2 separate regions of the Mus musculus genome follow, and region 2 is linked to region 1. A link is a loop called in an ENCODE intact Hi-C map of the cell type or tissue named here. Cell type or tissue: left cerebral cortex. All regions are shown on one strand. Each heading gives the region's core, and the rest is flanking DNA. Links, peaks and the distances in the headings are about the cores only.

What was found. A loop is a pair of places that touch in the nucleus more often than their neighbours do. Peaks named below come from ENCODE experiments on the same cell type or tissue, not always from the same donor. Only the 100,000 strongest peaks of a DNase experiment are listed, where the experiment ranks them.
Region 2: a loop joins it to region 1, with 5 times the contacts of the local background. A loop is called at or near these places in 3 of 42 quality-filtered maps.

The regions. Positions count from the first base shown.
Region 1 is chr4:98,531,597-98,548,065 of GRCm38, forward strand. Patj (PATJ, crumbs cell polarity complex component) reads left to right here. Exons shown (of 44, transcript NM_172696.2): 26 at 3,914-3,991; 27 at 7,363-7,462. Among named protein-coding and RNA genes, the nearest start is that of Gm40210, 40 kb to the right of the region's middle. In left cerebral cortex, for the core only: no CTCF peak of the experiment used is centred there; DNase peaks (open chromatin) are centred at 8,952, 9,922, 10,216, 10,539 and 1 more place; H3K27ac peaks cover 2,779 bases.
Region 2 is chr4:98,585,355-98,601,823 of GRCm38, forward strand. Patj (PATJ, crumbs cell polarity complex component) reads left to right here. Exons shown (of 44, transcript NM_172696.2): 29 at 6,579-6,670. It overlaps Gm40210 (a long non-coding RNA gene), which reads left to right. Exons shown (of 2, transcript XR_867949.2): 2 at 1-2,655. Among named protein-coding and RNA genes, the nearest start is that of Gm40210, 14 kb to the left of the region's middle. In left cerebral cortex, for the core only: no CTCF peak of the experiment used is centred there; a DNase peak (open chromatin) is centred at 8,833.

The DNA.
Region 1 (16,469 bases), core at 7,395-12,394:
CGGCACCAATTGTTATTAGACGCGTTCTCACGACCGGCCAGGAAGAACACCACAGACCAGAATCTTCTGCGGCAAAGCTTTATTTCTTACATCTTCAGGAGCAAGCGTGTAAGAAGCAAGAGAGCAAGAAGCAAGAGAGCGAAAACGAAACCCCGTCCCTCTTAAGGAGCATTCTCCTTCGCCTCGGACGTGTCACTCCCTGATTGGCTGCAGCCCATCGGCCGAGTTGACGTCACGGGGAAGGCAGAGCACAAGTAGTCATAAGATACCCTTGGCACATGCGCAGATTATTTGTTTACCACTTAGAACACAGCTGTCAGCGCCATCTTGTAACGGCGAATGTGGGCGCGGCTCCCAACACCACAAGTCCTCGGGCCAGATGCAGACAGTGCCTTCATGTTTCTCTAGTTTGCAGTAGTAGCCTTAGAACATCGGGCTTCATGCATGACAGGCACTGTACCCCTGAGCTGCACCCCTCCCCTTCCAAATTTAATTGTATTAAAGTAATTCCCAGTGACCCTTCATCCTCAGCCCCTATTTTATTTGGAAAAAAAATCTTACTGAGTTGTCCAGACTGGGTTCCAATTCCTGATCCTCTTTCCTTCCAAGTAGCTACAACTGCAAGTGTGGGCCACCTTGCCCAGCCATCTTAAACATTTAGACCAGTTTACATTAAATTTTAAACTTTCTTCAAAACCCTGAAAGAAGTTCTAATCTACTGTTGTGCCCCTCCAAAGACTAACGTGTGAAAGTGTTTTCATGCTGGAAAATGTCCCATCAGCATCGTCAGCCACCCGATGGTTCAGGTGCCACGTCAGAACAGACCCCTTTCTGAACTTGTGAATCTTGTGAACAGCACTTGCCTTACTTAGCAGCTATTCATTTGCCAGCAGAGCCTATGGTTCATACTGCAGTTCTCTTCAGAAAGTTTCTATGCCAAGTCATTCATATACATACATACATACACACATACATACATATATATATATATATATATATTAGCATAAGTACTTTTGATGGTAGCATCATGTGTATTTTTTATATCCCCTACCACTGCTTCCAGTAAAAACAAAACCCTTTCGAAAGGTACCCACCTCCTCAGCTATCCCTTAAGCGTCAGTAAGAATTAAAATTGAACGTCATTTTTCTCTAAGCACTTAGTGAATACAGCTATGTACTAGACCTATTTAATAACCCCACCCCCACCCCCACCCCACCGCCAGAAGCAGTGTAGAGTGCTGTTTCCTTTTTCCAGTGCCGGGGCCATACTTCCTTATCACATGGCTTTACAATAGCGCCCGTCCTTTCCTACATGTACATTCTCCGTGTTAACCATATACATTCATTTCACACTGTTACATGAAATGCATGGTCTTCTTTTTTCGTATAAGGGGTAACGCTTTTGTGAGCAGTTTAGCTCTGCTTTTCCAGGAGTTAAAATATACAGAAATACATCTTTGCTATTTGGAATGTCTCATGAGAGACAACTGATGTTGCCTGTCTCTCAACTTCTGCCTGCCTTTTACCTCTGCCTGGTTTTGTCTTCGGAGGAAGCAGAGCCCAGATTGTCTTGGTTGTATTCTGACAAGAATCACCTGCCTGTAGGCTACCACGTTGAACTCCCGCAGATCCTTAATGTAAGTTGAGTAAGGCAGAAGGACAGAGCACAGTGCTCATCAGAGAAGCTCTGCCTGTATGTTAAGAAGTTTTCGCTGGAGCTGGAGAGATGGCTCATCTTTAGAGCATTTGCTGGTCTTGCAGATTTTATGCCATAATTATTTGTGTTAGCAATTTGAATAATCTCAAAACAATTACTAGTAGTTATTCAGTCTCCAGGACTAGGAAAAACATGACTGTAAATACTCCATTTTCCTGAGATGTTTCATAGATAACATTACAAAGAGACATTATTTGACAAGTAGCAGCCACAAGCCAGAAGCAACTACAGCAGAGGGAGAGCCAGGGGGACAAGCCAACTCCTGGGCATACCTTTAGCTGAACATGATAGCTCACCAACACACTGAAGGCCAGCCTGGATTACATAGAGTCCAAGAAGCCCTAGAGTAATGAGTGAATTCCTGAATTTCTGTCTCAAAAAGCCATAAACCAAACAAAACTTAAAATCTGTGCTATTAGCATCAATAAGAATTAGAATTGCTTTTATAAATTTAATGGGGCTGGGGAGATGGCTCAGTGGTTAAGAGCACTGGCTGGTCTTAGAGAGCACCCAGGTTCAGCTGCCTGTTAACTGTGATTCCAGGGGATCTGATGATGACCTCTTCTGACCTCCATAGGAAGTAGGCACACATATAGGGAACAAATATACATGCAGGCAAAACACCCATACAACATAAATAAATATTAAAATTATGAACTTGAACATCCATGTATAAATACTTACTGAATGCAACTAGGTATCAGACCCTGTCTATGTATCACAGAAATTACAAAAAACAAAACAAAACAAAAAAAAAAATCACTCAATTCCTTCTTTCATTTAGATAGAAGAAATAAATTTATAATTTATCCTTCTGCTAACAGTAATAGCGAGATAATTAACAAGTCTATGAAATCTGCTAAATAACAGATTTCAGCTGAGAGTTTATACTCCTGTTGAGGTTTGGTTTGTTGCTATGTACTGTAATGCTGAATTCTATACCCAAAGGTCTAGGCCTGGTAGTGACTTCTCATGCTTACAAACTTTGGTTGTATAAATCTTGTTCCTTGGTTTAAAACTATTGGTTAAATAAAATTGACTACAGCCAATTCCTGGAGGGATTACAGGTAGGTAGGTTTGGAGTGGCCTGGTTGGAGGAGTAGAGATGGGGGTTGGGGGGTGGGGGAAAGAAGGAGGAAGCCACCTTGAGGGAGAGGAACCGTGATCACTTGGCCAGGAGAAACAGCAACTATCTGGGGTACACTGCTGGGGAGGTAGCCAGGCTGCCTTTAGAAGAGTAGATTAGGGGTGACCCCTCAGCAATTGTCAAAGCCAAATAAAATAACCATAGTCTGAGTCTCTTTTTTTGTAAGCTCATCAGTGGTGAGCTTATATTGTTTGTACTGCAAAGTTTAAATGAATGAGGGTTGCTGTATTCTAGCATTTAACTGGTTACCCCTGAACTTCCTTTGCAGATGAGATATTTAAGTGACAGTAGTCTAACTTCGTAGTGCTCTCTGTCTTTACCTTACACACAAATCTTTAATTTCTTTGTTCCTGTGGCATACATGATTTTATAATGCATATCTTCTTTTCTTTACCTACTTTTTCTTATTGCCTGGAATTGAGTTTCTCATATGTTTATTTACCTTGAGATGAAGTCATTAGGTTCATTAAGTCTTTACTATCTAAAACCACAGAAATAAAGGCTGTAGCCTGCTCAGTGCCAAACCTGGCACAAGCAGAGGCTCAGACAAATGGGCAGAAAGGAATGTAGTAAATTTGCAGTGCAGGGCACCCTGAGAAGATGATGAGTTTGAGGCTGGCCTAAACTACCTAGCAACTACTAGACCTACCTGAGCCACAGAGTGAGAAAAGTCACCTATACCACACTAACAAAAATCAGGAAGGTGTTAGAGGGATGGGTTTCCTCCCTCTCCCTCTGTCCCTAGACATGGTCTTAGTATGTAGCTCTAGTTGGCCTGGACCTTGCTGTGTAGACCAGGCTAGCCTCAAACTCACTTAGTTCCTCCTGCCTCCACCTTTGGAGTACTGGATTAAAGGCATTTACCACCTTTTGAGACACTAGGTCACCCAAGCTGGCCTTGAGCTCACTGTGTAGTCCAGGCTTCTGATTCTCCTGCCTCATTCTCACTAGGGCTATGATTGTGGGTGAGCGCCATTGCCCAAGAGTTTAGGAAAAGACTTTTGGACATTACTCATTTGCCTTTCTTCCCCTCCCTTTCTTTGGTGTAGGTCATCCCAACTGTGAATAACAAAGGCAAAACACCTGCCCCGAACCAGGATCAAAACACTCAAGAAAGGAAAGCTAAGGTGAGCCAAGCCTTGCCAGCCTCTGGGGGAGGCTTTGTTTTCTGTTTACACAGCTAAGTAGTGGGTGAGAGTGCTGAGGTGGCCTGTGGGTTTCCAAGGGTGTGAGCTTGGTTCTTGACAGGATGAGGCATGAGCCAGATGAAGGTGACCTGTGAAGCACAGTCAGCCAAGGACATCTGCAGCTCTCTTTCTGGTTGGCTCTGCTGGCTGGTCGGCTGGCCACGCCCAGAGCATGCTGCTCATCATAGCTGGAAGTTTTCCTGTATACGTTGCTTTTCCCCTAGAAGATCCACATCAAAATTTACCTCTACAGGGAAAAAGTTGTTTTCATCATCAGTCAGAAGTAATCACCCACTTTGTTTCCCTGCATCTGTTTTCATAGAATTTATTGACCTAAAAATTTCTTAAGATATTGTATTTGGTAGGATGCTTCTTCATTGTTTACTGAATCAAAGAAATTGGCTTATTATTTTAAAACAGGATCTATAGTACAAGCCTGTGCTGGCTGGAGTTGTAGTGGGAGGTTGACTTCTGAGCCGGTTCTTCATCGGCCCATCTATCCCAGCATGCTCTGCTCCGCAGTTACTGATGCCTGGTACTCCTTGTTGTGTTCTGGTGGAGTAGGGTTTGGTATTTTCTTATTTCTTCCTCTAAAGGCTTGCACAGTTGTGTCCATTTATTTCTATGTAAGTTTAGAATCAACTTGTCAATTTCCACACATTACTTTCACGAAGCTGGGGGTTGCTTTGGGATGACAGCACGTCATTCTGAAGTTGCAACCTTTTAGTTGACTAGCATGTTTTTCTCTTTATGAAATTGTTTCTGTTCATAATTCAGAAAAGTATAAACCTTTGATTTGCTCCCAGAAATGCTACATTTTGCTAGTGGTACTTTCTAACTTACTTCAGTTATAATAGACTGCTGTTTGTATGGTATTACTGTTTTGGTGTCTGTTGAGAGAACTGCCAAGGCACTTCGGTTGTGAGAATCTTGATTCGTGCTTTGTTTTGTTCTTTGTTTGCTTGTTGGCTCGTGTTTCTCGGAGAGCATCTTGTGTAGTCTAGGCTGTCTGTGAACTTCCTGTCGCACAGGGGTAGTCCTGTCACCCTGCCTCATCTCCCAAGTGCTAAGGTTACAGCGTGTCCAGCATACCTGTCTCTGACTCAGGGTTCTCAGGGATATAGAGGATGAAGAGCAACTGCAGGAGACCTGCACTCAGGCCCCAGCTTCCATGTCTGACAGCTCACAACTGCCTGTAGCTGCGTATCTGAGGCATCTCTGTTTAATGAGTTCTGGAAGATCGGTCCTGCTTGAGCATCTCACTGGGATTTCTAAAACTGTCTGTACATATTTTAGGAAAAAATAATAAAAACAGTATTCATAAAACTATGCAAAATGTGCAGATGCCAAGTATTTATTAAACTCACTATCGAGGACGACAAGAGATGGTGAGCATGCTTCAAGGAACAGAGAATCATGTAGGTAACGTTCCAGTTTAGACAGAAAATTAGTCATGTCTTCCAGGACAAGAAAGCTGTAACATTGCTGTTATAAGACTGACAATTTCCCTCTCTCCCACATACAGTCTGTATGCACTGCTATCAAGTGACAACCATGATCAGTGGCTAAGGTGGCACATGCTTGAAACCCAGAACTTGGGAGATGGGGTTCAGGGTCATCCTTGGCCACATATAAAATTAGAGGCCAGCCCGAGCTAGACTGTATCTCCAAGAAGCAAATAAAAAGAATTGCTTACATCACGGTCACTTGGTAAAATTCTGTCTTTCAAGCGGCAGCATAGTTAAAATCAGTTATTAGACACCCAGCAAATGTGCAGGAAGGGTCACCATGTGCTTGGGATGAAGCTGAGCTGCCACTCAGCGTGACTTGTGTCTGTGGAGCTGCCATCTCCTGACCTATTTCATCATTGGGAGCTCCAGCCTTCTCCATCACTGGACAGCTTGGCTGTGTGCACACCCTTCTTTAAAGTGCAGCAGGACAGTGCCCCAGGGGACTGGGCATGATACACACTTAATTCCAGAGTTAAGCAGAAAGATGGTGGGTCCCGGGTCAGCCTGGATTAAGACATACTTATTTTGTGTTCTTCTCTCAAGAGTGCTGACAGAATATAATTGAATTAGCTGGAATTCTTAGCTCTCAGTAGGACTTTCAGCCCCTGACCTCGTTTGAACAATCATGTTTGACATTGAATGGCTTGGACCTGAGAAAAGAAGGGGTTATTGGGGGGGTGCGTGTCATGGGATTTTTTTTTTTTCTTTCACTCACCTGTTTCACTTAAAGAATACAGCTGTCACCTTCTCGGTTGCTTCTTAGTGAATGTTTCGACACTTGACTTCACCACACTTGTGTTTTGATATTTTGTATTTCCCACACATAGAGTCATTGATTTCATTAGACATTGTACTCAAGATGTGGGTGTGCTTGCCTTTATGGCTCCCAGAAAGTGCCTTCTCTTCCCAAGGAATTCACTGCATGACTCGTCTGTAATGGGCCAGCGTCCACTCAGCAGAGATAAATCTTACATTAGTGGCTTTGTCAGATAAAGCATAATTGAACTCACTTTACTGAAGTCCTGTAGGAAGACAAATCCCAATCTAGTCATGTGGGTGTTTGTGAAGGGTTTGAACACCTCGGCTCCTACCTGCAGCAGCTGGCGTCTCTGTAAACTTTGGCATGTTTCAATTGTTCTTTCATTCAAGAATGTATCTTCATTCTGTGAAGGTAATTTTAACAATGGAATTTTGTTTCACTTTAATTATCTGTAAGAGTTACATATTATGATTCAAACTATGTTATTTGCTATATAAATTCAGAGCACCTTTATGCAGAAATAATTATTCATTATAACCACTTCCCTTTTAACATTAAATGTGTATGACTATCTATAAACTATAGAAGAGCAGTTTGCCACCTAGAAAATCTGGTATTTCAGATTTTATAAAATAATCTCTAATTCTTATAATAAAAACCACCTGAATAATTGTAAAGTTGGTACGTGGGGTTATTGTTACCTTTATGCTTATTTTGAGGATCCTCGATGCAAAGGGCTGAGTTTCATGGTAGAAGGAGAATGTACATGGCTTCCTTTCTTAAGGGAAGGGGATGTGTTCTTCTGGGAAGGGCTGTGCCCTTCAAAGCTGTGCTTTTGAATTCTTTGGTGCATTGTTGTATTAACATAAAATTACTTTTATAAAATAACAGGTGGTGGTGGAAATAAATTATATTTATTTTATACTACTCTTGTTATCGTCAAAGACACCTGCATCCAGACTATTTTCAGATTACCTTTCTTGTCATTGGAGAGGATTGTATACAAACAGTGTCCCTTCTTCTTGACTTTTGACCTTCAGAGGCACGGAACAGCTCCACCTCCAATGAAGCTGCCCCCGCCCTACAGAGCTCCATCTGCAGACATGGAGGGAAGTGAAGAAGACTGTGCGCTGACCGACAGTGAGTTCCTTTGCATTATCTAGGGTAGATGCAGAGTTTATTAAATAATCATGCCGCCATGCCTATTGTGAATCACAAGTATAGGGCCACGTCTTCAAAAATGTGCACGAGCATGTGTTAAAAATAAAGTATTTTATCTTCGAAACTCCTGTGGCTTTTATTTCCTAAGCTTTTCTATTTGAAGTTAGCAAAGGGCACTTAAGAAAGCTATGTTATATGATGCTTCAATTTTACTAATTGCCTTTGAAACAAAAATGCTGAGCCCTGAGTATTGGGTTTTAACCCTAAGCATCTGAGTTGGGCATAGGTGGCAGTTCTGGATACTTAGCCTTGAAGGAATGCTGACAGCACAGGCAGTCACCATGTCTTACAGAGGCGTTGGGAACTTGTTTCGTGATTTTATTTTGCAGTAGTTGAATCAGCTGTACCTTTGGGTAGAGGTTTAGGAAGTCACATTTCCCTTTGCTTGTAGAGTATGTACAGCTAAGCCTGGTTGCTATCAATGCAGTCTCTTCTGTGGGATATGGAAGTGGTTTGAAAAGTAACTAGTGACAGTGCCGTGCAGTTTGTACAAAATGCAGTCGCATGAGCATTTTCAAGGATGAGTTTTGTGCCCTTTGATATGTATATGCATGTTACATCTTTCTTAAGATATTTTTCTTACTTCAATATAGGAAAGTATTTTGATGTAAAAATTGAGAGTTGAAAGCAGGCTGTAGCACTCGTTAGCATATGACCTTAAGTGTGGCCTCTTCTCTAAGAGTGGTCAGTCAATACTTCATGTGCTGATAGTGAGGACTAGATGAAGGAAGAAATTTCAACAAGCCACATAGTGCATCTCTAAAAGGCTTTGCTATTCCTGTTGCTAATTATGATTACTAAGTTTACTTTGTTATTTTTATAAGTAGAATAAGTAGAAATGAAATATAAAAAAACTGAGTGTCAAATTGACTCCATGGAAGTTTGGTGTATACTGTGTCTCTATAGAGCCCTTTGTCTTGCTTTGTTTTCAGTAGTTAACAAAGCTTGATTGAGTGCAGTCTGCTGTGCAGAAATGTTATCAAGCTGTGAAGTGAAGAAACAGCTCCTTTTTCCTTGGTGCAGTTACCAGCATAGGTGGGGACACAGTGCTGCAGTGACAGATGAGGCTCCTCTTGTGGAGAGCCACTGGTGCAGGTACTGATGGGTGAGCTCACGTTTGTTCCCATACAGATGCTAACACTCCGATTACAATGCTCACTTTGCTTATCAACAAGGGACTGGATATCCTACAGTACTCTGCTTCATATGAGCAGAGAAACTGGAGCTCAGAGACGTTAAGGAGTGTGTCCGATATCATACAGCTAATAAATAGTAGGAATGGGGTTTGCACACCCGCGCTGTGAAGAGCCTCGCTGCTGCATAAAATGCCTACTGTCCAGACAAAGGTACAAAGTGGTGTGGACTTCTCTCTCACCACACTTCCATGCTGTAAGATATGAGGGACAGCATCCTCTTCCCCAAGTCATGTATGCCACACACCCACAGGCACATAGCCGTGAGAACAAGAGACACTGATTTACATTAAGTGTCGAAAGACTTGTCATTTCTCTTTACTACAGAAACTTCTATTTCGTGGTTTCTCCAGCAAATCCATTTCTCTAAGACTCTTCTCTCCATTCCTTTGTCTGTGATGTTTGTCATTCTCAGTGTTTACACCTCTCCCATCCTATGCACCACTGATTGCTCTGTTGATCTCCAGAAGTGCAGGATAGTCACACAGCATACCTGCAACCTAAGCCTCTGGCCTTCTGTGCTCTCTTTAGAATAGATCTCATAGGTTTTCTCTTTGTTCTGTAACTCTTACTAATTTAATTTATTATATGGCTCATCTCCCTAAACTAAAAGTCAATCAGGTTACTGTTTATCTCATTCTTACTGTCCCAGTAAAATATATTTCATTTATGAAATATCTTCAATAACTTTGCCCAGGTCTGTAGCTGCAAGTGTGTGTCTTCAGTTCACCTGATGGCAGTGCTGATTTATAAGAAAGTTCACAGACGTGACATACACAAGGCTGCAAAGCCCACTAGATGGCTTTATTGGTTGGTTAGTTCTGGACTTGGTGGAGGTAAGGTTTACTGAATCGATGCTATAGTGGGTGAATTCTGTCGAGATGTAGTGGGAAAGTGGCAGGGAATGTTCTTCTCGTTGGCTGACATTCGAATGAAGGAGAGATAGGACGAGCAATCAGCTCATTTGATAATAATTAGCATGGAGTAGAGTACAGTGGGAGTAAAAATTAAATAGAAAATAAGATACTAAAGGTAGTATGAGAAAAACCAGTGCATTGTATAAGACCATGTTAAGTAGAATGGTTCAGAGCCTAAGATAGGATCCTTGGGACAAGGATCTAGGCATGCGTAGCTCATGCAGTCTTCAGATAGTTGAAAAACACTGAGACTGTGCCATGTAGCAACATCTTAACTGTGTGAGTCAGCTGTCCATCCCTCTGAGAAAATGCTTGGGAAAGTCAACTTTTAAGAGGAAATGTTTTTTTTTTTTTTTTTTTTTTTTTTTCACTTAGCTTTAAAGGTCTGTGATCAGGTCACCAGAAAGCAAACTGAACAGTGTGGGACAGCCTTAGGTACCAAGACTGAAAACCATGGTTTGTCAGGGTTCCAGAAACACCAAGGACTTGGGTTGCTTACTGATTCCATAGTGACGTCTGGGTCTGTTTCTGGCCTTCACTTCTCTGTCTCCCACTCAGATTTGCTTTTGGCTGTGAGAAAGATGTCCTAATTTTTCCCACAGGCCTTTTAAATCCTTGCAACAAAATGAAATGCTAAGCCCTGCCCAAGGCTGACCCTGTAGTTTCTAGTCTCAGTTTTGGTTTAAGCCCCTACTGTCTCCTATCTCCCCTCCCCGACCTGAAACTGGTGTTTATTATTTTCCTTCATGACAAGTAAGACAGATGCATGTTTATTCCCTGCCCTCATTCTCCATCCCATAGTGTCTTAGTGAGGGTTACTGTTGCTGTGATGGAACACCACGACCAAAGGAACTTGGGGAGAAAGGAGTTATTTCAATCTCAGTTCTAACAACTCATCAGAAGCAGTGAGGGCGGGAAGCCATGCAGAGCAGGAACCTGGAAGCAGAGGCGGATGTAAAGGCCATGAGGGGTGCTGCTGACTCACGTGGTCTCCGTGGCTTGCCCAGGGTGGGTATTACCACGCCAGGACCACCAGCCCAGGGTTGGTAATACCCACAACAGGCTGGGGCCTCCCCCACTAAGTAAGAAAATATAGCCAAATCTTAAGGAGGCATTTTCTCAATTGAGGTTCCCTCCTCTCTGATGACTCTAGCTTGTGTCAGGTTGACATAAAACTAGCCAGTGAACATAGTTACAGCAACATGCTGGCAGGCCAAGGTTTGTTGAGGACAGAGTATGTAGCGTATTTCTTCTTGAAGCTTCGAATGCATTCCCATTAGATATTCAGAAGGCTGTTAGACCTCTTATTTCACTCCTTGTCACCTTTGGAAGCTGCACCTGATTCTTTAGCCCAGTAATATGGGCTAAAGCCCATGTCCTTTACCTACTGTTTTATAGCACTTAGCATAGTATAGCTTTCAGTGGAACTGTTAGATTAATATCTATCTGTCTTCCTTACTAAACTCTCTTATGTTCCAGGAGGTGAGTGGCTACAGAACCTATTTTTTGGTGGGTACATTGAATTTCAATAGTGGAGATGTGTGTGACGGAGGGTCTCTGACCCCAGTGGGACAGTAGGGCTGGCCGAGAGCTGTGTTGCTGCACAGGGGCCCTTTCCTGCTGGCTTCAGCATCTGTCCAGTGTCTGTGTACTCACTTTCACTTTTTAAAGATTACAATATAATTACATCATTCCTTCCTTCCCTTCATTGTCTTCTTTCCCTCTCAAAATCATCACCTCCTTTTTTATTGTTATTGTTACATATCTATGTAGGCATAAATATAAATATAGCCTTCTGAATCCAGTTAGTGTTGCTTGTATGAATACAATTTCAGGGTAACCAATTAGGGCTCTCAACTCTGAGGAAAGGTAACTCTCTCCCCCTCACAGTCCCTGTTCCCTTTGTCTCTGGGTATAGCCCTGCAGTGCCGTAGCATCTCGCCTAGCAGCCTGACTCTTTTCTGTGCTTGCTTACACCCACCTCACCCCAGCTGCTGGCTGGCAAGGGCAGCCTAGCTGCTAGAAACATACAATGAACTGCTCTTGGGCTGCTTCTTGTTACCTAGCTTTCAGAGCTATAAACGCAGCCCCATCCTATCCTGGTGGGAATTCTTCCCTTTCCTGATATGATCATTCCAGGATAGAATTGTCTTTGTGGTTTGCATTTTCATCTTGGTTTTCCCTTTCCTGGGTTGGTTATGGGCTATAATGTATTTATGTGGCTTCTCTAGTCTCTGCTTGGCACCAGTTATGTGTTATTTACTTGAATACTTACCTAGCACTGTATTACAGTTGTGAAACATACTGATAACCTCACATGGTGACCTGGTTTATGCAGATTATACAACCTAGATTATCAGACACTACAGCTTCATGCTGTGCCTCAATTCCTGTTTGTATTTTGTTGTTTCATTTTTGATTTGCTCTGTTTTGCTGAAATAGTCTTATTATGTAGGTCAGGCTGATCTTGAACTCCTGATTCTCTTGTCTCAGCCTCTTGAATGCTGGGCTTATGGAAATGAAGTTTATTAACAAAACTGTTACTGAGAGTTCAAATATTTTATAAGTGTAGAAGCGAAAACTGATAAAAACTTAGTGTACTAGAACTCAGATACACCATTGACACTCTGTAAGAGCTGTACAGCTGCCGCCTCTGTAGTTAATACTCGATGTGCCTTTGTTAAACTGGTCCCCAAAGGTTGCTTATCAGCAGTTAGTTGTTCCATATCAGATGTCCTCAAAAGTTCTTAATGTGCATATATAAAACCAAGTACATGCACTTTTGGTGTTTAAAAATAGTTTTGCAGGAAATTCTTCTGTTTTCATGCAGGGATGAAAAACTTGTCTCAGACAAACAAAATCCGTGTCAGGTTTGGAAGACTATCGGGGCATTTACTAGTGCCCTCATCCGAGGAAGCTAGCAGGACAGAGAGCTCAGTCCCCACACTCTTCCCAAAACATAAGGACAGAAACGGATGATGCAGTTGTCTGTCCCAACGATTGTAAATCTAAAATTCTTTTGGCTACCATATGCAGACATACCTTATGCATGTACACACACACACACACACACACACGCCCACCCCTTGTCAGTATTGTCCACTAAGAAAAGGTTATACATTTCCTAATGATAGAACAGTTAGAAAGCACAGGGGCACTGCAGTCAGAAGTGTAAAACAGCTAGGATAGCCAGCGGCTGCGCATTTGCCTCACACCTGGGCTTTGGATCACTAAAGCAGTCCAGAAAAGTAACATGGTTTTAATCCAGATCCTGAGTGAAATATACTGTTAGTTAATATGAGAACTTAAAATTCTTTTGACTTGTAAATGAAAGTTTGGAAATTGTGGAAGATAGAAGAGAGTAGAGAACTCTACCTTCCAGTGCCCATGCTGTGTAGAGCTGTGCCCTGTGCCACTGTCTTGACTGACTGACTGTTGTAGGGCTGTCTGCGTGGGAAGAGACACATCAACACCTCCAGTCTCCATGGGCTACATGTGGTTAGATGGCGCATGGCTTCCTGGAATGTTGAGGCTTGTTCTAAAATTGATACATTGTAATGAACATAAGCTACTTGGGAAGAAAGAGTGTGTTTGGCTTTTGGTTCCAGAGAAAGAGAGCAGATAACCAGAAGGAAAGCATGGGTTAATCCCAGGAAGCTGAGAACAGAGAGCGTGAACTAAAAGTCCAGTGTGGCCATAAACTCTCAAAGCCTGCCCTCAGTTCAAGGCTTCCTCTAGCAAGGGTTTGGTAACCTCCCCAGACAGCACCACTAACTGGGAACCAATACCTGAGCCTATGGGGGGCACTCCCCATTCAAACCACTGCAACTCTTTAAAGGTATTAAAATCACTGACTTCTGCATTTGTTATGTACAGTTGTAATTAACACAGATATTTAAATCATAACAAGGTATGAATTAAATACTATGCATGTAAGAGATAGATAACGTTGTAAACAGGTCTCCATTAAAGGAGTGGAAATCAAGTAGCATGCTGCTCCAGAGAACGGAAAGAAAGTCACTTGTCTTCTGTAAGGGTGTGTGTGTGTGTGTGTGTGTGTGTGTGCCGGGGGTGTGTGGTATTTCAGTGTTGCAAATCGCACCTGAGGCTTGTCAAATTCTGTGGCTGAGAATCCTGAGACCAAGAGTCATTAATTTGCCCCATATCACAAAACAGGGTGCTGATGAAGCAAAGGTAGACCCAGGTGTCACTTTTAAGCTCTGCACCCAGTGCTTACCTCCGTGAACAGAGGACAGAGGTCTTTTGTGCAGTCATATCCCCCATAGTGCCCTGTGCATTCAGGTAGATCTCTGCCTCACCAATAGATGTCAGTGTAGCCAACAGTACTTACTGACCAAGCATGGAGCTTGGAGAATGCTCACTCACTGCCAATAGCAGGCAGCATGAGTAGCACCCAGCTTTTGCTACATAAACCCTTTTTATTTTTGATAATGCAAAATATAAGAGTACTGGTTAAGATTAATTTTTTTAGTTTTATAGAATGGCTTTCCTTATGTCTTACATAGTTAATTGCCCTTTTATGGACTTGTCCTATTTATAATTAAGTGAAATAAGTAATGTTTATACCCTAGCTATATGATTAGAAGCTGGTAATACTGGTTTCCTCTTTTAGCTTTCTTGAACTGTGACCGTGTTTTAAGCTTCAGCCCTTGCTGTAGTTCAGGTGAATTTAACAGAAGTACACACTTTACAGTGGAATTGTTGAGCAGCTTTAAGCTACATTTAAATTGCCTTGTGTGTTCCTGACTCTTTCGCTGCTTGGCTTATGATGCAGTAATGATTGTTTTACCTATAGTTTATACAGAAAGGCTGGACAACACTGAAGTGACTGATAGATTTGGCTTGTAATGTAAAGGACAGACATCTTTGCACATTGCCATATGTGGGTTAGGTGTACTGAGCTGAGCTGGGCTGGGCTGGGCAAGGTGGGGCAGGTGAAGTGGGTTTAGCTTTTTTTTTTTTTTTTAAACAGTTTCTATGAATTACTTTTGTTCCCATTTAAGTTTTCATCCCAAAGCTGAATTGTATTTAAAGTGTCAGAGACACTAGTGAGTCATAACTAAGGCATTATAGTGGACTGATTGCTTTGTGGCAAACCTGATTTTGTGCTGGAAGCAATAAGGAAGAGAAATGTTGGTGACTCTTCTGAACTGGGGGCAAGCTTAAATCCATAGCTGCCTTTAATTTGCATGGGAAAGATGCTGTCCCCCGAAGCACTGCCTCTCAGCAGGAAAATGGGACATTAACATGTTATCAATAGAAGCTGGCCACAAAATAAATAGTTGTGTTTGTATTGCCGCCTGCTCTGAAATAGAGCTGTCTTTCCTGTGTGCACAGGGTGGCTGGTGTCACAGCCTGCAGCATGCAGTCCCTAAGTATGCAGGGTGACCGAGCGTCAGGGCCAGCAGCAGCCTGCAGCATCCAAGGATCTGACTGGAGAACCAGGGATTTTTGCCGGCAGACCTTGCAGGCAGCTCTCACCTACTGGCAGATGTGACTCTTAGCTTGAGGGAGAGATTGAAATGAGCTTCAGTGATTGTTTCCCATGGTAGGAACAGAATGGCAGGTTGCCCTTTAAAAGAATAAAATCGGAGGGAAAAAGAATAGAGGCCCAAGGTCGTGGGAAGAGAGGACAGAGTTGGAGAGAGTGGAGCTGCTTCCAGCATCTTCCTGTCAGGAATGCAGCAACCCTGAAGAGAGCAGTCCTGCAGCATGGTCCACGGGGGCTTCCCAGGTAAGGCTTCCGCTGCTGACGAGAGCTGCAGGTCTTGCTACATGCAGTCAAATGCTGCTTTAATGTTGGTGCAGAGTAGCATGCCGTTTAATGATCTAAACAGGAGTAAGCTAAGGCATCTCTCTGAAGTGAGAGGGTAGGGGCTCTTGGGCATGAGCAAGGTGGACGCATGCTGGAATCCTCACAGCACCTTTAGCTGGAGGCAGCCTTAGAGGGCTTTTAGAAAATACGGCACTTTATCAGACTGTCAAGAATGCGTTAGGAGTTTCTGCACCCAAATCTTTAACACCCCGTGCATGCAGCATGCTTGCCTTTCACCGTGATGATTGAGAAGCGCATCTCCTGGGCATTTATTAGCATTATTTGTGGCTTCACTGTGATGAAAGGAGAAAGGTATTTACATTAGAATGAAGGAATTCTGATTAATTCTAAAGCTGAGAAATCAGCATTTTGGATGTAGGTGAAAGCAGTGTATCACTAAGGAATCGGAGCAGCACACAGAAAGCTGCTTTTCCTAACCTGTAAATAGTCCCTAAAAGAGTATTTGATCATTGGGACTGGCTCTCAGTCTCCACCATCTGAGCCTGCACCTTTGAGTCGTTAGGTTGGGGGGCTCAGCTTCTGCAAGCATCACCAGCCACTTCCTTGTTAAACATATGCTCTGAAAATTACTGCTCAGTTGACAGTAGGAGACTCTCAGTAGTAAGAGCATCTGTGTGACTTTTAAAATGTTGATATGTTAGAACCAGAGCTCCTTCTTTTCTGGTTAAAATGTACAATATTTAGAACCAATAAGAGTCTTCATGAGTCCCTTTATCTACGGGTCAGTTTACTCAGAGTCTGATGCAGCGTGACTTTCTTTTCATTTTCAGTAGAATGACTCAAATTAGGTTTTCTCCTGCACTTACAGGACACATGGAGCAGTCTCAATTTAGGCAAGCACACCTTACTCCTGGCTCTTCTTTCACGATAACTGAGTACAAACTTGCTCTTTTCTGTAACATCACTTCTGGGCATTTTAATGAAGGTCCTGCATAACCTATTATCCAATCTGTACATTT
Region 2 (16,469 bases), core at 6,532-11,531, 53 kb after region 1:
GTTTTGGGACTAGGTGTCACTATGTATCTCTGACAGGCCTGTAGCTTGTTTTGTACACTAAGCCAGGCCTTGAACTCACACAGATCACTTGTTTATGCTACCACACCTGACTTGATATTTTTGGTAAAGAAATTCCAGGTCACTAAGCACCTAAGTTCTATTTGCCTACCTGGCTAAGAATACTATTTATGCCTGGGCTAGAGAGACAGCTCAGCTGGTAAAGTGCTTCTCATATCAGCATGAGGACCTAAGTTTGGTCCTCAATACCACGTAAAATGTCAGTTGGGGTGACAAGCCCTGTAGTTCCAGTACGGAGAAGATGAAGACAGAGGGTGGGTCCCTGGGCTCACAGGCCAGTCAGCTTAGCCTACTGAGAGACCCCAGGTCCTAGTGAAAGACCTTTCTCTAAAAACAAGGTGTGGAGCCGGAGAGACACATCAAGAATGAGGGCTTGCTCTTCTGGGGAAACAAGAATTGGGTTCCCAACAAGCGCATCACACGAGTCACAACTGCATATAACTTCAGCTCCAAGGGAGTCAACGGTTCTAGCACTTGTGGCACTCATACACACACACACACACACACACACACACACACACATACACACACACACATGCACACACACACACACACACACGCACGCACGCACGTACACCACAGACAACCAAATAATAACAAAATCATTCAACACACGGTATCGAGTCCTTCAAGAAAAGACAGCTCAGGTTGACCTCTGGCTACCACATGTACTCACAAGTGCACGTGAACATGTGCAAACACAAAAAGACACATACCTCAAAAGTGCTGCTGATGTATCTTCAATGGGGAAGCAGTTTTTCCTCAGAATTAATAACAGTTCTTGTTAAGAGGTAGACTACACTGTTTACTTAGCCCCTCCAGCTGTGTGAGGTAACAGGAACCACACACACCCATCTTGCCTTTTCTTCTTTTTCTTTCCTTTTTTTAAGGAAAAAACGAATGTGATTATTTTTTCTGTAGTATCTGCTGATTATTGCAAACCTGGGTTTTGTACACAGATGTCATAATGTAGCCCAGACTAACTTCCAGCCTGCAGCCCTGCATCGACCTCCCTACCCGTGCTCACAGGCCTCCCTGGCCTCCCTGGCATACACCATCAGCAGATGGTCAGTGGGAAAGCTCTGGCCACATAAACTCAGTGACCTGAACTTGGTCTCCAGAGTCCATGGCGGAGGGAGAGGACTACATTAAAGCCTTCACACTCCTGTCATGACAGACATGTACATGTATGTGTTTGTACACACAAAATAAATAAAATGTGACAAAAATGTTTTAAAATACTGATACAGAAAACTGTCCCCACAGAGCACAACCACTAGAGCAAGTTCTTTAAACTCAAACAGACACTTTAAACCTAGAAGTGGTTCCATGATGTCTGCTGTGTTTCCCACTCAGCACTGCTGATCTCATGACCACACATCTATACACATCACCTTCCTCAGTCCTTTCCATTGTCACCATGACAGATTAGGAGACTCTGCAGTTTTCCTACTTCTTCTTGACTAAAAGTATAGCTGTGCTGGCATGTTGATGCCTCCGTTTTTTAGCCTTTTTAGGATAAATCCATAGACATGGAACCTTTCATCCAGGAGTTAACTGAAAGCTGGGTATGGTAGTGTGTACCTGTAATCTGAGGCAATCTATTAAGACCCTATCTCAAAATAAAGTTGAAAAGATCTGGAATGTTCTTTGGTGACTGAGCACTTGCCTAGCATATTCTAGGTACTGTGTTTGATCTTCAACACCAAAAAATATGAAAGGGTTGATGGTTATAAATATAATGTGTTGATTTTTTTCCATGTGGTTTGTATTCAGGTTATTTTGAAAGTGAAAGTATTGATTCTAATGCCTTAAAATATGACATTCAGAAGGGACTTCCAAGTGCAGATAGGGGAGGGCTCTGATTTTATTACCAGCCACTCATGTAGTGTGAGTTCAGTTCAGCTCTCTAATAACAGTTTACAGTTTGTATAATATGCCAATTTTCTTTGCAGAAGAAAGAATGGGAAGGGGATTGTTGAGTGTAATAAATTATGACGATGTTCAAACCTTGGGCAAATCTGTTACTTAAACTAAATGTTAATTTTGTATAATTAATATTTTCAACCCTAGCTTAAGTTAATTAAGTTTTGCTTTCAATTTGATATGTCATTTGAATAGATTTAATTGAGCTGCTTTTCAGCATCAATTTACATTCCTGTTCAAATGAACTGGGGGAAAGTAAGAGTAGTTAAAAGCTTATCTCTTTAATAGTTTTGCATAATTAATTTGATTAAAACAAATCTCATTAAAGACTTTAAAAGTGAAAGTTTCTGCTGCAGTAGGAAGGCATTTTTGTCCATTTACTTTTGCTAAATCTGTATTGGATTAGCCCCAATTCGACTTTGGCTGCAAACTACAAATACTGCAACCAGTTCTCCCATCCCGGTCAGGCTTGCCCTCATACTGAGGGTTTGTTCTTTCTCTCTACAGAGGCAGAAGGCAAACCCTGAGTGGGAAGTCAGGTGGCCTGGAAACCTGCAGTATGACTCACCAGCTTAGAAAATGCAGACATGGCTGTTGTATGGGGCCTTGGAATCCAGAGTTGCTGTAATTTGTTCCTAAATGGGATTTGAGTTTCAGAGCCTGGAAGAAAATTAACTCACACAGATATGCCTATTGTTGCTTTTTCTGGGGCCAGGGGTCAAGAGCTGAAACAGAAATTAATATCTGGAAAGACACAGAAGTCCCCAGTTGTCATTGAAAACTTGAGGAACCCAAAAGCAACTCAGAAAACCAGAATGGCTAGGCAGGCACATAGATGGCACTGGGCATGTGGTGATGAGCACCTTAAATCTCAGTGCTAAGGAGGTTGAGGCAGGAGCATCACACTGGCAAAACCAGCCTAGGCTACATAGTGAGGCCTTGTCTATAAATTACTAGTTGATAGATAGATAGATAGATAGATAGATAGATAGATAGATAGATAGATAGATAGATAGACAGACATTAATAGATGATAGACAGACAGACAGAGGTAGGCAGGTAAGGAGATATACATAGAGAAAGATTTGGCTGGGGATATGACTGAATGGTAGAGTACCTATTTGGCATGTCAGAGGTCCTAGGTTCAAACCCCAGTACAATGATGATGATGATGATGATGATGATGATGATGATGATGATATCTAATAGAGGGGGCTGGAGAGATGGCTCAACGGTTTAGAGTACTGACTACTCTCCCAAAGGTCCTGAGTTCAAATCCCAGCAACCACATGGTGGCTCACAACCATCCGTAATGAGATCTGACTTCCTCTTTTAGAGTGTCTGAAGACAACTACAGTGTACTTAAATATAATAAATAAATAAATCCTTTTTTAAAATATCTAATAGAAATCTCCTCTGTGCAGAAAGTCTGTTCCCTCTTTCTTTTTCTGTTTGTGTGCCAAGGCAAAGTCTGAGCACCTCAGACTCTGAGACTGAAGAGAATATAGGTTATTGTAGATATTTAGAATGACAAGAAAGTGCATAAATGGAAATAACTAGTTTCAAAGAATAGAAATTAGTTCAAGCAATTGTCTTTGTCACTTTGGGTGGCTATAACAAATGCCAAAGTGGCTGAAGTGACTGACACACACACATATTTCTCACAGTTCAATAGGCTGGGAAGCCTGAAATCATAGCACTAGACTCTGGGGAAGCCTCCTTCTTGGTCAGCAGACTGCCTCCTCACTGCTGTAACCCTCAGATAGTAGAGGCTCTCTCTCTCTCTCTCTCTCTCTCTCTCTCTCTCTCTCTCTCTCTCTCTCTCTCTCTCTCTCTCTCTCTCTCTCCCTCTCTCTCTCCAAACTCACAATCCTCTAGCCACTACCTCTTGCTAGTGTTGGGGTTACAGGAATGTCTACCCAATCATGTCTTATAATACCAATCCCATTGATTGGTACTCTAATTTCCACACAGATTGTTTGCAGCTGAGTGTGTGTGTGTGTGTGTGTGTGTGTGTGTATGTATACACACATGTGTATAGAGGTTAGAAAATGGCTTATGAGAGTCTGTTCCCACTTTCCATCATGACGGTACCAGGTATCAAACTCACATCTTCAGGTTTGGCTGCAAGTACTCACTCAGCCATCTTACTAGTCCCTAGTTACATCATTTTTAAAGTGAAAAAGAAGGCTTTGTTGTAGCCTTTTTGGTTGGTTTTGATTTTGTTTTTTTGCCTAGAAGTCTCAGTGTTCCTTCTAGATCTAATCTAGTAAAGTCAGATTCCGCTGTGTCTTTGGTTACTTGTGTTTTCCACTGTGTAGCACTTCCTAAACATTGCCAGTGAGCAGCTGCCACCACAGTCAAGGCCACAGTTATGGGCACAGCAGCCATGGCACTGTCCTGTCAGAGCTTTTCACATTACTCTAGATCCTTTGCCTGGTGACTCAATTAGAGAAGATATTATTTAGGTTGGTGTCCTACTGTGTTCTGAGCAGTACATATTTAGTGCATGAAGGGGCCTGACTTTAAACTCTAGCACCAAGAAGGAAAATGGGAAAGTCAGTGTGCCTGTCTGTCTGTTTCCGTGTGTCTGTGTGTGTATATGTGTCTGCCTGTCTGTCTGTATGAAAAATAAAACCATGAAAGTATTTGTACATTAATATTAGTGTGATAGATAGTATTGATAATCTGGGATATAAGCACATTATTAAATTCATGAATACTGAAGTTTAACAGCAGAAAAGATGAGCGTCTGAATACCAAGAGGACCATCCTAAACTGTGACAGCTTTTCTTCTTATAGTTCTCAGGTCCACTTGGGAGCAGCTGCTTGAATTCCATTAGACATTAGGAAAGCGTGGCACAGATAACTGGGAGTGTGGGGATCCATGCATTTCTGAGACTAATGATCTTGGAGGAGAATAAGAAAACAAAACCAGATAGAATAAAAGACAGAGAAAAGCAGTATCCCAATAGCCATGGCCAGATAGCCTTAGGCATAGGGTGGACTGGCTTCCTTTAAGCCAATAAGAAAAAGTTCTCCACTTTGATCCCACCCTTTGAAGTGTGTTTCCTCCTACTTTCTCACCATAACCACTTCAATGAAAACAGTGTTTTCAAAGATACGTCAATTGTGTCGTCAGATTCATCCTAATAGAGACATCAAGGGCAGATGGATTAAGCACCAATTTCAAGAGACTCATCCCTTGAGTACCTATCGTTGAGTGTACTGTACCAACCATAAGATGATAGATGTTATCAGAGCCACAGTTATACAGGGTTAACATAACAATGCAGGTCATTAGTTACTTATCAAACAGATGGGGAAAACAGAATTATATGGAAGGTATAAGAGAATAATTATAGTTATTATCATAATGTATCAGTGGGAAGAACTGCAAGGAAAATAGTTTAGATCTACTGTTCTATCAAATCTAGGTGAGTCCAGCCTGTAGCAGCAAGACAGGTTGCACACATGACCACACCCCCCCCCCAAGAGCTAACTGGAGTTGTGAATGAAAGACAATACACACACACAAGCTCAAAAGCTGGGCAGTTCTAATCCTCCCCACAGCGAGTACTCTTTTCCTCCAGCACTCCTGCTGGCCTAACGCCCTCTATTTCTATATAATTTATTTTTGTTGCCCTGGCTCCTTCTGGGCAGCTTCCTAAGTCTTTCCTGCCCAAGGTGCTTCTGGGCAGCCCTTCCAGGGGCCGCATTCCTTCTGACCTCCATTTTGGATGATTTTCTTTCAGCAGCTCTAAATCTGATCCCTTTCCCTCCGAGACATGGCAATCTCTCCTCCCAGTTCGTAGCCTGCACAAATCTAAAAGTCCTGCCTCCATCTACCTGCCCAACCATTGGCCATTGGCGCTTTATTGATAATCAAAAACCAACTAGGGACAAGGACCTTCAGCATTTGGACAAGCAGACTCCTGATTTGGGGAGCTGGATTAATTCAGAGCATTAGAACCAATCCGCAGCACCAGTGAGATTATAATCTTAGTACACCTTGGACATGAACAGATGACTAGTTGTTTGTCTACAGTAAGATGTCCTATGTAATTACTTGGTCAAAAAGTCAACTTTGAACAGGTATATAATATTTATTTCCTGTGGTGACAAAATTTATTCTGTGTAATAACCATAACACACTTTCAGGACCATGTTTAATGGGCCCTCTAGAGCTCCATATATAGTACAGTTTGGTCTGTTTTCTACATTCTTTAGGAATCTGGAAAAACTATAGAAAATGAAGTATCTGTCATAAAACTTTGCATTAAGCTCAACTACTGTTCTCATAAAGTTTAGCAACAGGGTTAAGGAATTTGGTCCTTCATTAACTATAGCCACAGTTGAATTTAGGAGACTTTATATAGTTACTTAGAATTGCCCTGTGAATCTCTAGTACAAAGAATATTGAGACTTTTACCATTAGTGAATTGTATACACACATAAAAGTAAAGACATGTTTTAATTGCAAGTATATACATAGATACCTTTATATGTTTATTCATTATGTAAATGTTCGGGCTGTAATTTTACAAGTATTTCTTATTTTTTTTCTCAAACAGATAAACAATCAGATTCTTTATGGAAGAAGTCATCAGAACGCATCTGCCATTATTAAGACTGCCCCAACCAGGGTCAAACTGGTTTTCATTAGGTAAGAAAAATAGACCTGCTTTTCTTGACATAGTATCCTCGTCAGAGACCATTACTGGCATTAGTATTTTATTTTTGCTTTGTGTAGGAATTTTCTTGTTTCTGTGTTTCATGAGATAGACTTGGTAGTTGAGTTTACTATTCTCTGTATTTCAGCTTTTAGCTGTATCTGCATGCTTACATCCTTAGGGATGTACTGGAGGCCGCTCACTCCTGTCATCATGGGTTGATATTTACTGATCAGTTACTGTCTTCATGAAAGAACCAACAGTTAGAGCACCCAGAAAAGTGTATCAAGCTGGTAGAACTCCTGCCAGGATGTGCTAGATCCTGGCTTCATCTCAACACCACTGTGTGCCTATAATCCAAGCAATTGGCAGGGGTTGGGGGTCAGAAGTTCAAGGTCATATTTGTATACATAGAGAGCTGGAGGCCAGCCTGAGCTGCATGAGATGCTGTAAAGAAAAACAGCACTGGTGGGGGCTGGAGCCCAGTCAGCCAGCTCTGCAGTGTTTGTGATTCCACACTCTCCTGCCTCACCAACCTACTGCCTGAGCTCCTACAGTGCTTGTAGGTGAGAGGTGGGAGTCTGTCCATCTTGTTGCCAGTCTTCTATATCATCAAAAGCTGAGCTTAAACCTCTGTTATTTAACTGGAATGATATTAAGTTTGAATAATTTGTAGGTAGTGTAAGTAACCACGTTTGTTAAATATTTCTGGGTGTCTTTTTCCCCTGTGCTTCCATTACCAGTTTTAAAATGGACACCTCATCTCCTTCATTTGTTTGCTTCAGATTTTTTTTAAATTATGGGCTGTGAAGATGAATCAATGCTTAAGAGCACTGGCTGCTCTTGCAAAGGACTCAGATTCAATTTCAGACACCCATGCGGTACCTGTACCTTTAGTTCCAGGGAATCCAATGCCTATTCCTGACTTCAGTGGGCAGCTGGTATGCACATGGTACACATACACGCAGACAAAACACTCATATACAATAAATAAACCAATAGGGATACAGCTCAATAGTACCAACAGTTAGAGCACACAGAAAAGTCTATCAAGCTGCTAGAGCTCTTGCCAGGATCTAGCACATCCTCAGGGCCCTGGGTTGCATCCCCAGCACTGTAGAACAAATAAAATGGTCAGCATGATAAGAAGCGTAGGGTAAGGGCTGAGAGAATATTGGCTGCCGTTTTAGGGTGAAAGTGATGGTTATTTCCCCTTTCTTGTTAATTACCATCAGGGAGACCTCACCATTGCTGAGACCACTGGGCCCTGAGGCGAGTTTTGTTCCCAGGTTGGGCAGTGGTACAACTGAGTACCCTCCTGCATCCTTTTCTCTCACCTAACAGCTCTTTCTTCCTTTGTTCTGGCTTGCAAAGGGGAGACCTTCTTGTGTGTCACTGCGTTAAGCTGCCTCCTGAGACTTGCTCAACAATACTTTCTCTGGGGTTTCTTTGCTCTTCCAATTGTCAGGTGTTTGAAATGAGAGTTTGCAGATAATAACTTCAGCAGACTTGAAGCAAGATCAGTCACTGAAAAGGCTAAGCTGTCCATTGAAAGAAATTCACACAGGTTTGGACTTAAAGACTGTTCATGTGTCTCACAGGGCTAGTTTATTGAAAGGTTTAGTTTCCAGTTTGGTCATGTTAAAGACAAGGACCACTGAGAGAGGGGCTTAAAAGTTGGTGAGTCACTGGGTACTGCCCTTAGATGATTTAGGCATTTCTCCTAGATTGGGAGTTAGTTTTCTTCAAAGTGTGTTCTTATAAAAGTGTAGCTTCCTGCTAGAGAGATGACTCAGGGGGTACTGCCCTTCCATGGGACCAGAATTTTGTTTCCAATACCCACTTACTATGATCTGCCCACTTACTACTGGCTATAATTTCAACTCCAGGAAAATCTAGTGTCACTCTTGTCTCCTTAGGCACCTGCATTCATGTGTATACAGTCAAAATACAATTAAAAAAATTAAAAGAAAAAAATGCACTTGGGATGGAGTTGTAGCTTAGTGAACCATTGCCTCCCATGCATGAGGCTGTCCGGTCCATCCTGAACACTGCCTCCCATTCATGAGGCTCTCAGTTCCATCCTGAATACTGCCTCCCATGCATGAGGCTCTCAGTTCCATCTGGAACACTGCCTCCCACACATGAGGCTGTCAGGTCCATCTGGAACACTGCCTCCCATGCATAAGGCTGTTGGGTTCATCCTGAACACTGCCTCCCATGCATGAGTTCATCCTTAGCACCACAAAGATTTAAAACAGAAAAAAACAATTAGCCTGCTCCCAGGATCACTCTCTGGCTTCCTGTTTTTACATGTTGCATCTCCCTTTCCTACAAACTGTCACAAGGATTTCTAGTCCCTCACCACAGCTTGCACAATGCTGTTTGGATGTTCATCTTCTAAAAACATGAGCTAACCCTTATCAGGGAAGCTGTTTCTTGCATTAGGTAGGAACTAACATAAGACCCACAAAGTAGGCGATGTGCAGAGAGTGCAAGACTTTCAAGCACTGTCTTATAAATGTTCATCAAAGTCCTCCCCTCAAGACTCAGGGATCCAGCCGGGCGTGGTGGCGCACGCCTTTAATCCCAGCACTCGGGAGGCAGAGGCAGGCGGATTTCTGAGTTCGAGGCCACCCTGGTCTACAGAGTGAGTTCCAGGACAGCCAGGGCTATACAGAGAAACCCTGTCTCGAAAAACCAAAAAACCAAAAAAAAAAAAAAAACAAACAAACAAACAAACAAAAAAACAAAACAAAAAAGACTCAGGGATCCACGTGGAAGAGGCGTTAGAAAGACTGTAAGAGCCAGGTGATGGATGACTCCAAGGAGGCAGTGACTTCTAGATACAGCAAGACTGATGCACTTATGAACTCAGAGTGACAGGCAGCATGTACAGGACCTGTCAAGTTCAAGCCAGATGGGGTCCCAGCACTAAGAAGAGGAAACGTGTGCTTCCACCCCTAACCAAGAAGTTATTTGCAATTGGTACCCGCTGGCAGAAGGAAAATCAGTGTCTCTAATACAGTATCATTGAGTTTATTAAACACACCAGGGCAGACCCCATGCCCAGGAGTACTTAGCCAACACAAAACGAGCTCAGTGTATTTTTCTAGAATTTTGCTTTGTTTCAACACTTTTTATCTTTTCGTCTTCTGCTTATTTAGTTTGATTTTCTATTGAGGGGTGGTGTTTCTTGGTTTTTGCATTTGTTTGTTTTTTAAGAGAGAGGAAAAGTACATAAATTTGGATCAGTAGAGAGTAATTAAGGAAAGGGAAAACATAATCGAAACATATTGTATGAGAAAATATTTTTTCCATTGAAAAGAAAGCCATGAGCTGAAATGTCTTTTCTTTATAAGCTACCCAGCCTTGGGTATTTTATTTAATTATATTACATACGTGTTTGTATTTGTATTTTATTATAGCAGCAAACAAAAGCACACGGCTCTCTGTTTAGTGCATGGCCTTGGCTGCAGTTACAAGTGTTGTTATCAACATGCCACTCCTCTTTCAGCACTGGCAGAGCACTTATTGCCAGTTCTTGGCCTTCTGCTTTAAAGTAGCAGAAAGGAAATGGAGCATGGTCCAAAGGAAATCATTTCATGCAGGAAAGTATTTGGAAGTCAAAACCTTCCTCCTCCTGTAAAGAAAGACTGAAGCAATGTGAAGTTAACCACAGGAGACAGAGCTGTGTAGAGTCTCAACAGAGAAGAGGATCTATCAGCTCAGTTTTCTGATAGTTTTGAGGGTTTTTTTTGTTTGTTGGTTAGTTGGTTGGTTGGTTGGTTGGTTGGTTGGTTGGTTGGTTGGTTTTGTTTTGTTTTGCTAAGGTGGTATTAAGCAACTTGTGTTATCAATGCACATTGAAAATGTTTGTTCTAATGTGTTCCTTTGAGGTTGTTATTAAAATAAGTACTATAAACTGGGTGTAAACTACAGAGATTTAATTCTTCAATCTTGAGGTCAAAGTACCAGCAGGTTTGGTGAATGGTGAGGGTCTGCTTCCTGCCTCTTACTAGTTCTTTACATGTCAAAAGAGCTTCCTTATTCCTGTTTTATAAGAGCAAGAACCCCAAGAGAGCCCTGCCTCCACGAGCAGATCTCTCCCAGAAGTCCCCTAACTAACACTGCTGCCATAGTGATTAAGTTTCAGCATATAAGTTGGGGACACAAATAAACAGACCATAGCATGTACTGTTATTGAAGGTCATTAAATTATATAATTCCCAGGATCTGTTGGCCATTTAGAAAATGTTATTGAATTAATTCCTTTTTGGCTACCATAAAGCAGCTCTAGATTCCTTTCCAAAGTGAAAACCATAGTAATTTATTAAATATGGATTTAAATATATGTATGTAATTCAAAATTCTCGGTCTAATTTCAGCTTCTTACAATGTTTTCCATATTAGTATGTTTGAAAGATTTGTCACTTTTTTAGAAAAACAAAAATGGATTGGCAGGGTAGCTCAGTGGTTGAGTGCTTGTCCAGTGGGTTTGTGGAGGTTGCTGGTTTTAGTTCCAACACTGCCAAAAGTTGGGGGGCAAGGAAGCCACACAAAAGAATAGGCTTATAGAAGGAAGACGATTGTAGGAGTGATTCTGTACACTTTCTTATCGTACTCACTTTTAAAGTTACAGGGAAATGAGCTTCAACTGAATCAGGAGAGATCTGTGCAGTGCTGACAGCCAGACTATTGGCCTGAGTTGCTTTGTATTTGGTATTTTATGTGTAGACATTGAATTAAACTTTCATTTGTCTAAATGGAAGGAGATATTCCCTCTGAGAATGCTTAAGTAGAAAGAGGTTCGCCACTCAACGCCAGCCCCCCCCCGCCCCAGAGCCCAGATGAAAATTAGGAGATGAAACGTTGGTCCAGCATCCCAGAACTTAGAATCCAGCTGTTTATACACATCTGTGTGAGCTTAGTCTGTTTCCTAGTATAAATGGGCATGATTGCCTGTGGGCTCAGCCGTGTCTGCTGATGTGGGGACATCTGTGAATGTGGTAGGAAAGGTTAGGAAGGATGGGAGAAAGGGCCTAAAAGAAGTCAGAAAGGAGATGGTACAAAAATGCACTCTCCTCTGTGTTTAATTTTAGGATGGTGTCTGTGTCTGTGTATTTGTGCATGTATATTGTGGGCATACAGGTGGTTTTTCTACAGCAAGAGTGTAGAAATCATGTAGAGATTAGAAAACAACTTGTGAGAGTCCATTCCCTCCACCATGTGGGTCCTGCCGTGGAACTTGCGTTGTCAGGCTTGCTGACTAGCACTTCTTGTGCTGCCCCAGCAGTGATACTGTTACACAACGCAAATTTGTGCTGTAAGAATCTCTCATTACATCATGATGTATAAGCACCGGGAAAAAGACAATATGTTGTTATTTCCTGAAACAAAGGGATCAAATCCCCATCCTTAGCTTACTTGTTAAGTAATGCTTGCCTATTATTATTAATAAGGAATATAATACCTTTAATAAGGAGTGTGCAGAGAAACATCTAATACAGCGAATCCTAATGTCAGTGAAATATTTCAGATCTGTATAGGACAAATGGAGATCCCTGGTAGATTTGCATCTACTTCCTATGCAGTGACCTGTTCGTGGTGGTCACAGGTGTACTGGCTAGAGCTCTGTCATATTCTTGTGTCTGTCACTTCTCCTGGCCTCTGGAACATTAGTGGTAGAGTTGTACCAGGTTTGCACATACATGTTACCCATATGAGTAATGCAGGAGGTTAGCGTCCATCTATCCACAGTGGCTCTGCATCACAGATCCTGTAGCATTTTATGTTCATGATCGTCTGCCTCAGCACTCACTTGCACACACGTCTTTCAGCCCCTCGTGCCCTGCCACTTTCAGACTCTAAGAACCCGGATTTTGCCCATTCGGGAGCCAGGTTCTAGAGGAACTAAAAGTCAATTTATGAAATTTCAGCAAGTTAACTCTTGAGTCATCTCAGCACCAGTGATATGATTAAACCCTGTATCACTAGCACTGGCTATCTGATTTGGAACTGCATTTATATATACTGTATTTTTTATAGTTGATGCTTCTATTTGGAAACATTTCCTACCTTAGATATTACTAATTTTTGAAACCTTTCCATTATACAGAAGTTAGTGGCTTTTATACCTCCGTGACTCTTTTTCAAATTTATTTACCTTTGAAATAAAAATGAGAACTGGCCACAGGCTTTGGAGTATGGTCAACACTCGGGGAGGGGAACTATTAAAATATGCTACGTGTCATGTTTTAGTTAACTGGGTCCCTTAGTCTGTAATGATGCCTGCGCCTATCACAACCATGTCCTGTTCCCTTAACACATGTATTCATTCATGTTAATTGACCTGATTATTTGCTGGGGACTCTGAGTTGCTGTGTGTGAGTATCCATAGTTTACATATTACCCCGGTATATATTTATATATGATTATGTTGAGTCACAAACATACAGACTTTGTTTTACTAAGTTATTCACCTCCTCACCATCTGGATACATATTACAATTTAGGCTCTTGGTCCATTTTATGCTTTCCCCTCTACACAAGCAAGCCAGCTTACACACAAGAGGCTATATTCATGCTGAGATGAATAGCTGTGTGTGGTGTAAGGGGAGCCAAGGAGATTAATGATCTTGTCTGTAGCTCCTGTCATGCCTTCCCTGACTATTTAAAATTAAATGTCATGTATAAGAACTCAGTCTCCATTATGTAATTATGTGTGGAAAATGTGTACTGTGTAAAACTCCTGGGGCTAAAGGAGGCAGGAAACTGGAAGTCTTGGGAAGATTTAGTGCTAGCTGCCAGGCCCTACAGTATAAAAGTGAGCTCACCATGGGAGCCACCCTGCTGTATCGATTGCACATATGTCTTGTTTTGGCAATTCAAAATAGTGTGGCCTGCACATATTCCTGAAAGATGATATTGGCTTAAAGTTCATATGAATGTCAGCCCTCTCGAGGCCGAGCCCATGCAAACAGTCATCTTGGATTCCTGCTTTTAAAAACTCTCACTTTGTAGCCTTCTGGGCCTTTGGAAAGGAACCACAGGGAGAGATGCTTAGCTGGGACCCAAAGCACAAGGAAGCAAGTTTGTACAAAAACCAAAGGCTGGGTGTTGGTCATCATGTGTGAACATTGAGGTGTGTGTGTGTGTGTGTGTGTGTGTGTGTGTGTGTGTGATTTCAAATCCTGTAAGGAGCTGTCTTTACAGCACCATTCATGAACATGAATCACATGAATTCAGCAAACTTTAAGTGTAGAGACTGGGCTAACTCCATCTTTTCTTTTCATTCCTTTTTCTTTTCTTTAACATGGTGCTAGAGATTGAACACAGAACTTAACACATGTCAAGCAAGCACTGTGCTCTGAGCTACACTCCCACCTCCACCTTCCTTGAAGAATTTATAGTGTCTTTGAAAATCATTTTCTTTTTTTCTTGCTATTCCCACTCCCTGACAGTGCTGGGGGGTGTCAGCTTGTAGGAATTATGACTCTATTTGTTCGTTTCTACCCTTGGTGTTCACAACCTATTTATGAGGCCACTGGGGACAGTGTGATCAGCTTTTCTTTCAGTTGACATTTAGACTCTGGGGCTGTGAGTGGAGCAGTCGCCTAGGACATGAAGGAGCTGGGCTTGAGCTCTAGCTCGTTGTCGTGAAAATGTAAATAATAGCTATTAAACAGGGTGTGATAAAGAATAAGAAACTGCCCCGTTCGTTTCCTGTGATGGTCGTCCACACACACACAAAACAAAACCTAGTAAACCCAGATGGCTGTTTTCACATAAAGGCTGGAGGAACACCACCTTTCAGTGCTGACGTGTGGAGAGTGGGAATTCATGTGACCTACACTAGGGCACTGTGCTGCCTTAGGCTTAGAATGGAAGCAGGCAATGGGAAGCCTCTTAGATGAGTGGCTTTTGTCCCCAGAGGGTGTGGTCCTGTTGTCACAACATCCTGCTTAAGACTTTATTTTTTTCCTCTAGAAATCCATTAGTTCCTGGCTGGTACACACCTGGCCCTATGGCCTTTCTGTTTATAGTGTGCGATTCCAGTGTCCCTCCCAAGAAAGTCTGTTTTGCTTAAGTTGCTCCAAGTTCATTTCATCACTAATGACCGACCTGGGAGGCCATGAAGGCAGGTGAATCTGAGCAGACTCCGGGGACCACAGCAATTCCTTATGTGCCTTTCCTTGTCACAAGTGTGGCCTGGATTTCTGGATCTGTTAGCCTTCATACATGAGATGAGGTCTTCGTCCCCTGCGGCTCTCCTATGACTCCTGTCACTGGCTTGGCATGAGATTGCTGTGGTCCTCAATGGTCTCCAAGCAGGATTTGTCAATGCTGCTTCCTGGTAGGAAGGATCATCTCCTAGTGCTTGGCTTATGGTAACATAACTTTAACGTGTGGGTTTTCCCAGCCTGCATTCAGAGTGGAGAGAATAAAGCTATGCTCGGTGCTGTCTTTCAGAGAGAATCTCTATGTGGTAGTTACTCTCTATGTTGCTATTACAAAACTCCTGATGAAGGCAACTTAAAGAAAAGGTTTATGTTGTTTGTAGGTACAGTTCATCATGGCAGGGAGAGCATGCAGCAGGCGCTGAGGCAGCTGGTCACCACACCCACAGTCAGGAAGCAGACACTGGTGACTGCTGAGCATCTGCTCGCACTGGCCATTCTATTCCATGTGGCACCTACATTCATAGCAGTCCTCCTCTTTTTGGTTGCTCTGATCTGAAAGCACCCTCATAGACACACCCCAAGGTGTGTTTCATGGTAATTCCACTTCCCTTGTCTGAAGCTGACTGTACAGGATTCTTGTGTAAGCAGAATCTTGTAGTAGGTGACCTGCCCACCTGGCTTATTTCCTTTGGCATAGATTTCAGGGCTCATCCATATTGCAACCATGTGTCAGAATTTCCTTCCTTTTTCACACTAATGGTGTTCTACTATTTGAATATGCTGTATTTATAGTCCACCTTTTAACTATTGTAAATAATGCATCCATGAGCACAGTCGTGCAGTTCCTTCTTTGAGACCTCATGTCTCTCAGATGTAGCCCTACAGATGTAATTGCTGAGTCACCCCCACCCTTCTGTCTTGACCTTTTGGGGAAACAATCATTTTCTGTATCAGCTTCGCCATTTTCCATTCCAACAATGATGCAGAAGATTCCAATTCTCCCACCTTTCCCAGTTTATTAACTGCGTTGTTTTTCTCCTAGTGAGTTTGAGGGGACGCCTCCTTGCGGTCTCAGTTTGCGTTCACTGTGATCAGTGTGTTCAGCACCTTGAATATACTTTTGGCTATTTATGTCTTCATTGGAGAACTGCCCACATCTGCCTTAAGTAAGCTTACTATTGCTGTGATGAAACACCATAACCAAAAGCAGCTTGAGGAGCAAAGGGTTTATTTGGCTTACACTTCCACATCATATTTATCACTACAGGGAGTCAGGACAGGAGCTCCAGCAGAACAGAGACCTGGAAGCAGGAGCTGATGCAGAGGCTATGGAGGAGTGTTCTTATTGACTTGCTCACCCTGCTGCCTTATAGAATACAGGGCCACCAGCCCAGGCTGACACCACCCAGAATGGGCTGAGCTCTCCCCTATCAATCAATAGTTAAGAAAACGACCTATAGCCCAGTCTTATGGAGGCATTTTCTCAATTAAAGTTTTCTCTTTTTAGATGCCTCTAGCCTCTGTCAATTTGACATAAAACTAGCCAGCACCACATTTATTGCCAATTTTTCCAAGCAGGTTGTTTGTTTTGCTGTTGCTTCTGAGTTAT